Regions from separate parts of the Homo sapiens genome. Here all the other regions are linked to region 2. Evidence: chromatin contacts called from ENCODE Hi-C or POLR2A ChIA-PET data. All regions are on one chromosome and are shown on one strand. The core of a region is the stretch at or near the end of the contact, and the rest is flanking DNA. Distances in the headings are between cores, read along the strand shown. Region 1 has its middle 44 kb from the start of LINC02871. Region 2 overlaps SLX4IP (SLX4 interacting protein). Region 3 holds the start of LINC02871 (long intergenic non-protein coding RNA 2871).

Region 1 (2,911 bases), core at 109-2,608, 420 kb before region 2:
TTGTGCCCTCCTTGAGGACTTTTCCTGCAACCTGCTCATGCTTTGCTCTTTAACTCATTCAGTTTTTTTTGTTCAAATGTCAAACCATTTGTAAAGTAGCTTCCACCACAGACACCCTTTAAGTATCTGCCAATAGATACTGTCTAGGATTATTCTTGCAGCAGCTTTCCAAGATGAGCGATCATATTTCTCATGAGTTTGTTTGTACATTTAGGGCCCATACTCCCCAGAAAGAATGTAAAGCTCTATTAGTATAGGCACCAAGTGTTTTATACCTACTCTTCCAATATATGCACTTCCCATGTCCAAAACGTTCAGCGTAGGCCAGACGTGGTGGCTCACGCCTGTAATCCCAGCACTCTGGGAGGCCAAGGCGGGTGGATTGCTTGAGTCCAGGAGTTCAAGACCAGCCTGGGCAACATAGAAAACCCCATCTCTACTAAAAATACAAAAAAATAGCTGGGCATTGTGGCACATGCCTGTAATCCCCGCTACTCGGGAGGCTGAGGTGGTAGGACCACCTGCGACTGGGAGGTTGAGGCTGCAGCGAGGCAAGATTGCACCACTACACTCCAGCCTGGACAACCAGATTAAGACCCTGTCTCAAAGAAAAAAAAAATGTTCAGCATAGATACTTTCTTCTCCCACCCCTTCTCAGAACCTATTCTCACTCACATTGTTATAAATAAATGCAAATGCAGAGAAGAGAAAATATTTACATTAGGAATTTTTTAAATTCAAATTTCAGGCATCTTTCAATAAGTGCTGTCTAGCCTAGTAAATGTTTGGCAAGGTCAAGTGGGGCCCCTAAAATACTATCCCTTAGGCATCTAACAAAGGGCCTATAATGTTTTCCAATAGAGGAGCTTATAGAACAAATGTTTCCTTTATCCCAAGCACAAGATTGCCTTTGCTCTAAGAAACTGTGTCTGTTAAGAGCTAGATAGGCAAGTCATAATCAAAATTCAGAGCCTATACTAACTACATATCTAATTATGGAACATGTATTTATACTTTCTATCTCCCTTTTATCTTCATATGTGTTTCTTAAAGCTCAACTTTGAGACAGAAATGTGAATTTGAAGAGGTGTGACTGAGGATTCTGGGGCTCAGCCACAATGCGGCAGGTTATTTTATTGGTCTTTCAACAAAATATGCTTGAATGGCGTTAATTTTGCTTCCGTAATGGCTTAAATGCATCCAAGAGGCATTAGAGTCACTCACTCTTAGCAAAGATGGAAGAATAACACAGATGACAGTGCATTTAGAAAGAGGCAGACAGTGCCCGTGCTGGCTCCAGTCCTCTGTCATCAGAGATATGAGCTCTAGGTTGGCCGCTGAGCATTAGCCCATGTAGCCTGAGATGAGTTCATGGGGCTGGAATTCAAAACACTAACCAGCTGTGGGAACCCAGTGAGAAGCCTGTCACACTGAATGGTATCCAGATTAGAGCTGTGAGAATTTGGGAAAACCCTCCTCGCTAAATAAGTGTACTTCTTCATCTTCTTTCTTTCTTTCCTTTTTAAGTTTGCAATGTTTGACACAACCCTGAACCTATAGCCATGCATATTAACAATGGAGAAAAGGCAACTCTAAAAATGTTTGTTGAAGCAATGAGGGGACGTCGTAAGACTGAGTGGATGTTGGATGACCTTGTAATTATAATTTTTAGGTGTGATAATAGCATTAGGTTTATGCAGCAAAATATCCATAACTCTTTAGAGATGTGTAATGTGGAATGTAGGGGTGAAATAAAATGACACTTGGAATTTGCTTTTAAATAATTCAGAAAAAAACAGAGAGGAAAAGGAATAGATTAAACAAGTGTTGCAAGCCCTCAGTAATTGTTGAATCCGAAGTGGATTGTGAGGGTTTAAAAGAATATTCTCTCTCCTTGTAAAAGTACGTTTCAAAATAAACATAATAAAATTTATTATAAAAAAGGAAAGATAAATAATGCTAGACCAAAGGAAAAGTTATTTTCTCAGGAATGTAAAAATGCTTTTTCAGCTAAGGATTTTTCTCAAGGCCAGCCACTGTCAAATAAATAATCCACAAATTCAAAAAATGATAAACTTGTGTTCTTGGGTTTTGGAGTCTTAAGGACTCCCTTCCATGATTTATGCATTGATAGGAGTAGGCAGAAAAACTTCAATAAATGAACCAGAAAGTGGAAATGGCACATTACTTTATTTGCTACTAGATTGTCAAATACTGTTTGTAGCATTGGCCATAATGGGAATAGAACAAGATAGAGATTTGGGGTCCCATGTCTGCTTCTGTATTTTTTCCCATGAGTCCCTGTCTGACTTTCAGTGAACATGTTTATACTTCAGTTTCCACATCTGTAAAATCACAAGGTTCTACAATGTTAGAGCTAAGGTTTCTTTCAGGCCTGAAAGTAAAAATTCCAGATTATATTAGTAAATCTGCTTCAGTAACATGGGATATTAAAAAAAAGGTCAAGTTCTAGATATGAACTGGCAAATCAGGAGACCGCAAATTTATTCAGCCCTATTGAATTCTCAACACAGAAAACCCAAGTGTAACAACCTTTGCTCTTAAGAAAGTCTGACTGGCAAAAGAAATAATATAGAAAATAAACAGGTTTCAAAAGAGGTCCTAGCCTCAGCATAATTCTATTAAGAAAAAAAGACATATTGCCAACTAAAATATTTTGTGTGTTTCTAACACTGAGAATAATGGATATAAATGGCCCTGATTTATGCTTCAAAAAAGTTCAAAAATAACTTTTATTTCCTTCACAGTGATTGAAAACCACATGAAAACATGTACTTCTAGTGAAATTAAACTGTTTGAGATAGGAGAGTTAGGAGAGAAGAATGAGATCTACAAGACCACCCAAACCATTTTCTATTAGTCTCTGAAAAGGTTAGCAGGTGTTGGCTCT
Region 2 (3,259 bases), core at 613-3,112:
TAACAGTAAACAGACTTCCTAAAGCAAATAAAAAATTAGATATAACCTTCAAATTTAATGCAAAAAAATTAACATATATATTAAAAAGTTAACAATGAACATTTCATTTCATTTTGCTTTTTAATTTAGCTGTGAATGTTGAAAGGAATGTCATATGTGCTCATGAATAACACCGCAAATTTAAATTTGCTACTGAAGTTTGCTCGAAACCATGATGTTGGCTCACTGTGTGATCTGGGAAAGTCATTTCATTTCTTTCTGCCTCAGTTTCATATTTCTAAAAGAAAGATAAAAATATTTCAGTGTAAACATCAGGGCAAGGAGGTAATAAGTATGGTAAAGAATGCTTTCATATAAGTATCAATCAGTTGTACTGTGACAAATAGAAGAAATAAGTCAAGAAGAGCCAACACTGGCTGGCATCAAGGGCCCCAGGGAAACACCCAGTGTGGCCAGGGGACTGTAGACAGGGATGGGGCCAGGAGTAAGGGCATATTCATCCACTGCTGGTGCAACGGCATGGGGAACCCACACCACAGCCCAGTCAACAGCAAGCAGCCCCCCATGGTTTTAGGGGACTGTTTCATGTTTATAGGCACAGTGTTGCTAGATCTTTGTTCAAAAGGAGTCAGAAACAGTAATTTTTATATAAACTATCCCATTTTTCAAACTTGGTCTAAAAATTTTTAAAAATCTAAACACCATCATTCATTAGTTTCTGGTCTTGGGTTTACAAATCTACTCAAGAAGGAAACTGTTGAGCAGTGAGTTAAGCAGAGAACTGGAAATCACTAATCCTATTTTCTTCTACGCTCTTGTTGATGATACTGTATATGCCTTTGTTTTTGTAAAAACGTACTACACTCATGTACTAACAGTGAAAATAATATAATTTCTCTAAAGTAGATTAACATTTATTAGGCGACAGAAACACATGGTTTTAATTCAATTTCAGTATTCCTTATCACTAGTAAGTTTCAGGATAGGTCAATTGTTTTATTGTTTTGGTGTTATTTATAATAAAGGTAAACAAAAATTTAAGCCCAACACAATGGGAAGATACTCTTTGCAGTTGTTTCCTGCACTAACAGGAAATTGTGACCTAATGTAGAAAAAGAGAGTAAAATCATACACAAATCTAAATTTCTTAATTTAGATTAAGAACTGATGTATAAGAACTGATGATTCCTGTTTAATTCCCAAAGACTGCAGAAAACTCAGAGTTGCCCAGGTCACCTCAAACCTGTTTTGCTGGTTTCTTGCAATGTCATCTCAGGTTGATCTCTTAGAATCTTCACAAATTAAAACAACAAAATTTTTAGCTGTTCTAAAGAGCAATGATAGCAAAACTTTTCCTTTATTAAAAACACTTGTACTCCTCAAACAATATAGAAAACCCTTGATTTAACTCATGAGTGTGAGTTTCTAGATAAAGTACAAACACTGGTTTCCTCTCTCCTGCTTTTCATGTTGCAGCCTAAAGATGCAGTGCCTCATGGAATACAGAGATATCCCTTTACAGTTGAGTGTTTCGGCATTGTTCACACAACAAAAAGGCAGCCTTGCCGCCTCATAGGTTTTTTTTTTTTTAAAAAACAATTAAAGAATTTTGCTTCACATGCAGAGTTCAACTATGACTGGGCTAGAAAATATGTGAAAGACATACATGGAAACAAGGATTGCTAAAATTTGGCTATAAATGCCCTATAAGGCTAAAACTAAAAATAGCATGACAAAAATAAAGCAAAGGCTCATACACACAAACTTTCTCCCTCTAGCTGTGGGGCTTTCCTTCTGTGAGTCAGTTTGACGAATGCAAGGTAGACCAAGTGCAGTGTGATAGACACCAGTAACCGACCACACCACACGTCATGAAGCTTTCTCTTCAGAACCACAACAATGCAAGAAAAGAAAACTTCTCAGCTACCTTTGAGGGGCAGATAAGAAGAACAAGTTAAAATCAGTGCTCAAGACAGAGATGCAGAGGGCATCTCTAGGCTAACGGGCTGTGCTCGCTTCCTCGAGTTGACACATGGAACAGTTTGACTTCAACTGTTTGGGTACAAAGACTACTCGTGCTGCACTCAAAATAAACATATGTTAATACATGTAATTAGTTCTTTTTTCTAAAAAGGAACTGGATATTCTTAGGCTTTCACTGTATAAAATGACTGTTAAAATGGAATCAAATTGGTTGCTCATAAAATCCCAATCATGAGAGGATCTAAGGATAAAGAAGATGAAAGCCTGGGGACACTGAACCTAAGCTAAAGTCATAGCCTTTCTTCAACTAGCTTTTCTCCTTTCTTACGCACACACAAATGATCCCAGAGGAATTTTAACATCAGCGAATTGTTTTTTTTTTTTTTTTTTTTTGAGACAGGGTCTCACTCTGCCACCCATGGTGGAGTTCAGTGGCATGATCACAACTCTCACTGCAGCCTTAACCTCCTGGGCTCAAGTGATCCCCCCACCTCAGCCTCCAGAGTAGCTGGGATTCCAGACACAAGCCACCACATCTGGCTAATTTTTATACTTTTTATAGAGATGGGGGTTCACCATGTTGCCCAGGCTGGTCTTGAACTCCTAGACTCAGGCAATCCGCCTGCCTTGGGCTCCCAAAGTGCTGGGATTACAGGTGTGTGTCACTGCACCTGGCCAATATACATTTTAAAAGGGCAAATTAAAGAAGCAGCAGCAAACCGACCATTTGGTTTTGAGAGGCAAGCTCAGCCTGCTACAGCGACCTGCCCCTTGCAGCTGCCAGTGCAGCACTGCTCTGCAGGTCCTGTCATGCACTGCACAGCTTTGCTAAGTCATGCCCTGCTGCCCTCAAGTAGGTACTATGAGCATCCACGCAGCTGCATGTGGCTCCTAAAAAAACAAAAACCTAGCCTCACGCTTTGGCTATGAGGTGATTCACACACCCAGGGCTTTATTCTAAAGCATTCCAAATTAACTGAATCTTGGGCAAAACGGACTCAATATTAACAAGAAAGGTCTAAGGCCGATAAAGGTCTAAGGTGGCAAAGCCGAAAGGGAATGGAGAACAGGCCTGGAATGGTGGATTCCATAACATTGTTAATTTAAGTCAAGTCAGAAGATTTTGGGGTGAGGTCCCCTTGGGTGACTATTGGTCACTTTGGGGAAACGAGTGAACAGTTTTGAATCACAGCAACATGCGTTAGTAAGCTAGGAGTGGAATTATATGAAGGTAAGTGGCAGTAGGAGATGTTGATTGACTTGCTAAATATTTAAA
Region 3 (3,157 bases), core at 255-2,754, 470 kb before region 2:
TAATGGCACTCCTTAATTTTCAATCTATTCATTAAAAAGTATATCAGAGGAAAAAGAAAAATTAAATTAACTTACTTTCCTCAAAATTGGAATACAGAAAAATATTATTTAATGGAAAAAATGTATTTGATATAAACTTACAGAAGTATGTCCATTCCAGATTAGCAATTATCTCTCCAAGACTACTCATGAAAGGGGCAAATTGGAGCCAGTATTAAAGGTATGATGATTTGTTTCCTTCAACTAATAAGACCCCAGGGCCTCCCACAGGACTCCTTGCAGCCTTCTCCCTCAAACCTTTCAAAACACAGAGTATAATATTAGGCACACCTGAAAGGAACAAAAAAAAACTGAGCCAAAGCAAGATAAAGGGAATATGTATACAAATATCTCAGCAGTTTCCAGGTTGACCCCATCCAACAAGTTTCCACTTGTTCTTTTGACCCTGGGAATCTACTTATAATAATTTTTACTTGAAAGGTGGGAGTTACATTTGAAGCAATATGAGAAAATTCTCAAAGCAGCAAAAATAAAATTGTTCTTTGCCTTGGCCGGCCATAATTACTTCATTGCTATGACATATGACATCATAGTTAGTCCTCAGGCTCGGGGGTGTTTCTAATGAGCTGGAGTTGGAAGGGTCCCAGTGGAATGCAGTGAACCAAAAGACCCACTGTTCTTCCAAATTCCAACATGATATCAGGAGGGAAAACAAAGGGCTCTTCAAGATTCAGAGGTCAACCTGTTCAGCATCGCATCAAAAGGTGGCAATAAGGCAAAAGGAGGTTTCAGGGCATAGGAAAAGGCCACTGTCACCTATTTCTACATCTAATTCAACAACAATGATACTGAATATGAATATTTTCAGTAATTTATGAGACCAAATTTGAGTATTTTGAAAATATTCTGTTAACTTGATATGTTATCACATTGGATCCTTGCCACAGGACTGTGTCCAAGGGAAAATTATTGGTTGCCAGTGCATACATACTATTTTAAATAAATGACTTTGTAATGAAAAATTTAAAACTATACATAGGGAAATAATGAAAACAGTGACAAATATGTTTATCCAGCACATGAGCGAGGTCCTTTTCTGCTCCCTTAGCACAAAGGACCCTCAGAGGTGCAGCCACCTTCCCGGGGGCCCATATGAGCCATTCACCATATACTCCCTTCTGGGAATATGTCTAATGATTTAGCCAATTTATCAGCAAGACAGCCCAGTGGCTAATGCCAGCATCAACTCACCAGAGGTCACAGAAGCTAACAGAAGCCTCTTCCATAGGGCAAAAGTCTTTGAAATGGACATGAGTATCTCTTTCCTAGTCCTGTCACTGGCCCCCAGTGCCCAGCTGGTTTAGGGTACTTAGACAAACTTCTTGCCTTAGAAATCTCCAAACAAAAATGACCAATAGTATTCAGTTTTTTAAAAGACTCACACATTTCAGGACAGACTGATTCAACACATACCCTGCTACAAGAAGGTTGGAGCAAAGAGGAGATATATACTTCCTCTGGACTTCTCAGACATGCTATAAATGTTTTTTGGCAAATCCCAAGATGAGATCACAATTATGGTGGAAGAGTTTAGTACAATTACCTAAAAAATTTTTTTAAAAAGTAGAAAAATATAACTAGAAATATAAAAGATTTGAATAAATAACAGCTTTGACATAATATATCTGAATAAAGACTTTTATAGCCAACAAACATAGACTATATATCATTTTATTGTTATATAGTGAAAAATTTTCAAACACATGAAAGTATAGAGCACAGGATAGTGAAATTTCAATGTGCCCATTAGGTGGCTTCAACAATTATTAATATCATGTAATCCTAATTTTCTTCATTTCTCACCAGTTACTTCTATCCTCCTCATGTTTCTCTCCCTCGTCCTCTTTTTTTCTTATGGAGTAATAGAATATATATTTTTTAAACGCTTGTGGTCGAATGGTTGCAAAACATGGCTCCAATTCTTCACACACCTACACATATCCTTGCTCTTTTCCATGTCACTTTTCAGTGCTGTCTCAACATGAGCAGCATAACCTTCCAACCCCCTGACTCTGAGCACAGATATGCAACTTATTTTAACCCAAACAATATTAGCAGGAGTATCAGAGAACTGAAAATGTGCTTCTGCCTTTTTTTGGTCTCTGCAATCCCATGAGGAAATTCCTAATCTACCTGACTAGAAGTTGAATGTCCTTGTTATCCTAGCTGAGGCCAGCCTAGATCAGCCAAGAGCCACTCAGCTCCCAGACCATCAGACGATCCTAGCCAAAAGCAGCAGAAATTTCCAACCAACCATCCCTGGACTGTGAGTAGTAAGTGCTTATTGTTGCATGCAGCTGATAATTTGTGGTCGTTTCATAGCATTACATAATGGTAGATACATGACACAGAACCTAAGAATTATATGTACTATTTATTTTTTGTCAAAACATAAAAGGAAGCACACAAAAACACCACCCCCCCATACATACACAAAAATATTGGGTAGAAGATAGATAGATAATATTTTAATTACTCAAAAAAAAATCACATAACAAAGTAGATGTTAATATTAAAACAGAAAGTAAGTGAAAGAAGAGAGAACAAAGTAAGAGGTGGTAGTCCTGCCTTTTGAGCTTTGTGCTGGACAGAGTTGCTGGTAGCCTAAATTCAACTCCTGCAGGAACATGTGGCCTTTCACAACCAGAGACAAAAGCTGGGGCCACTGTATGAGTCGGGGTTATATTTAAGGCCGCTGGAGAAGAAAGATTGACTGAGAAAAACAGCCACCACCCCACATACATTTATGTGGTCAACTGATTTTCAGTAAGGGTGCCAAGACAATTCAATAGGGGAAAGGAGTAGTCTTTTCCAAGCAAATGGTGTTGAGGCTACTAGATATCCACCTCAACGAGAATGAAATTGGACTCCTTCCACAAACCATATACAAAAATTTATTCAAAACAAAAGTCAAAATCAAAATTTTTTAGATCAAAAATCTAAATGTAAGATCTAAAACTATAAAACTCTCAGAAGGAAACATTGGTGCCAGGATTTATGACCTTGTGTTAGACAATGATTTCTTGGATATGACACCAAAAGCATAAGCAACCAAAACAAAATAAATAAATTGGACTTCATCAAAATTAAAAACATT

The links. A loop is a pair of places that touch in the nucleus more often than their neighbours do. ChIA-PET counts read pairs that join two places held with the same protein, here RNA polymerase II (POLR2A). Pooled maps may share reads with other maps.
Region 1: a map of chondrocyte shows a loop between it and region 2 (2.0-fold over the local background). The contact joins two enhancer-like sites. A Hi-C loop is called at or near these places in 1 of 168 maps with a recorded cell type or tissue (chondrocyte) and 3 of 50 pooled maps. POLR2A ChIA-PET finds 5 or more read pairs at or near these places in 1 of 52 experiments (A673).
Region 3: a loop to region 2 is called in a map of PC-3, with 2.4 times the contacts of the local background. The contact joins the promoter of LINC02871 here to the enhancer-like site in region 2. A Hi-C loop is called at or near these places in 4 of 168 maps with a recorded cell type or tissue (PC-3, Right ventricle myocardium inferior, aorta and 1 more), 1 of 37 single-sample maps with no recorded cell type and 4 of 50 pooled maps.

The regions. Positions count from the first base shown.
Region 1 is chr20:10,981,283-10,984,193 of GRCh38, reverse strand. No RefSeq gene overlaps it. Among named protein-coding and RNA genes, the nearest start is that of LINC02871, 44 kb to the left of the region's middle. Within about 2 kb of position 1,358, at least 8 of the 41 ENCODE cell types and tissues checked have a DNase peak (open chromatin) inside an H3K27ac peak, as active enhancers do.
Region 2 is chr20:10,557,459-10,560,717 of GRCh38, reverse strand. It overlaps SLX4IP (SLX4 interacting protein), which reads right to left. Exons shown (of 8, transcript NM_001009608.3): 4 at 1-18. Among named protein-coding and RNA genes, the nearest start is that of MIR6870, 91 kb to the left of the region's middle. RefSeq lists an enhancer at 1,596-1,975. Within about 2 kb of position 1,862, at least 8 of the 41 ENCODE cell types and tissues checked have a DNase peak (open chromatin) inside an H3K27ac peak, as active enhancers do; they include PC-3 and ascending aorta, where a contact is called at or near this core.
Region 3 is chr20:11,024,891-11,028,047 of GRCh38, reverse strand. LINC02871 (long intergenic non-protein coding RNA 2871) reads right to left here and starts at 1,504. Exons shown (of 4, transcript NR_146878.1): 1 at 1,474-1,504; 2 at 142-297.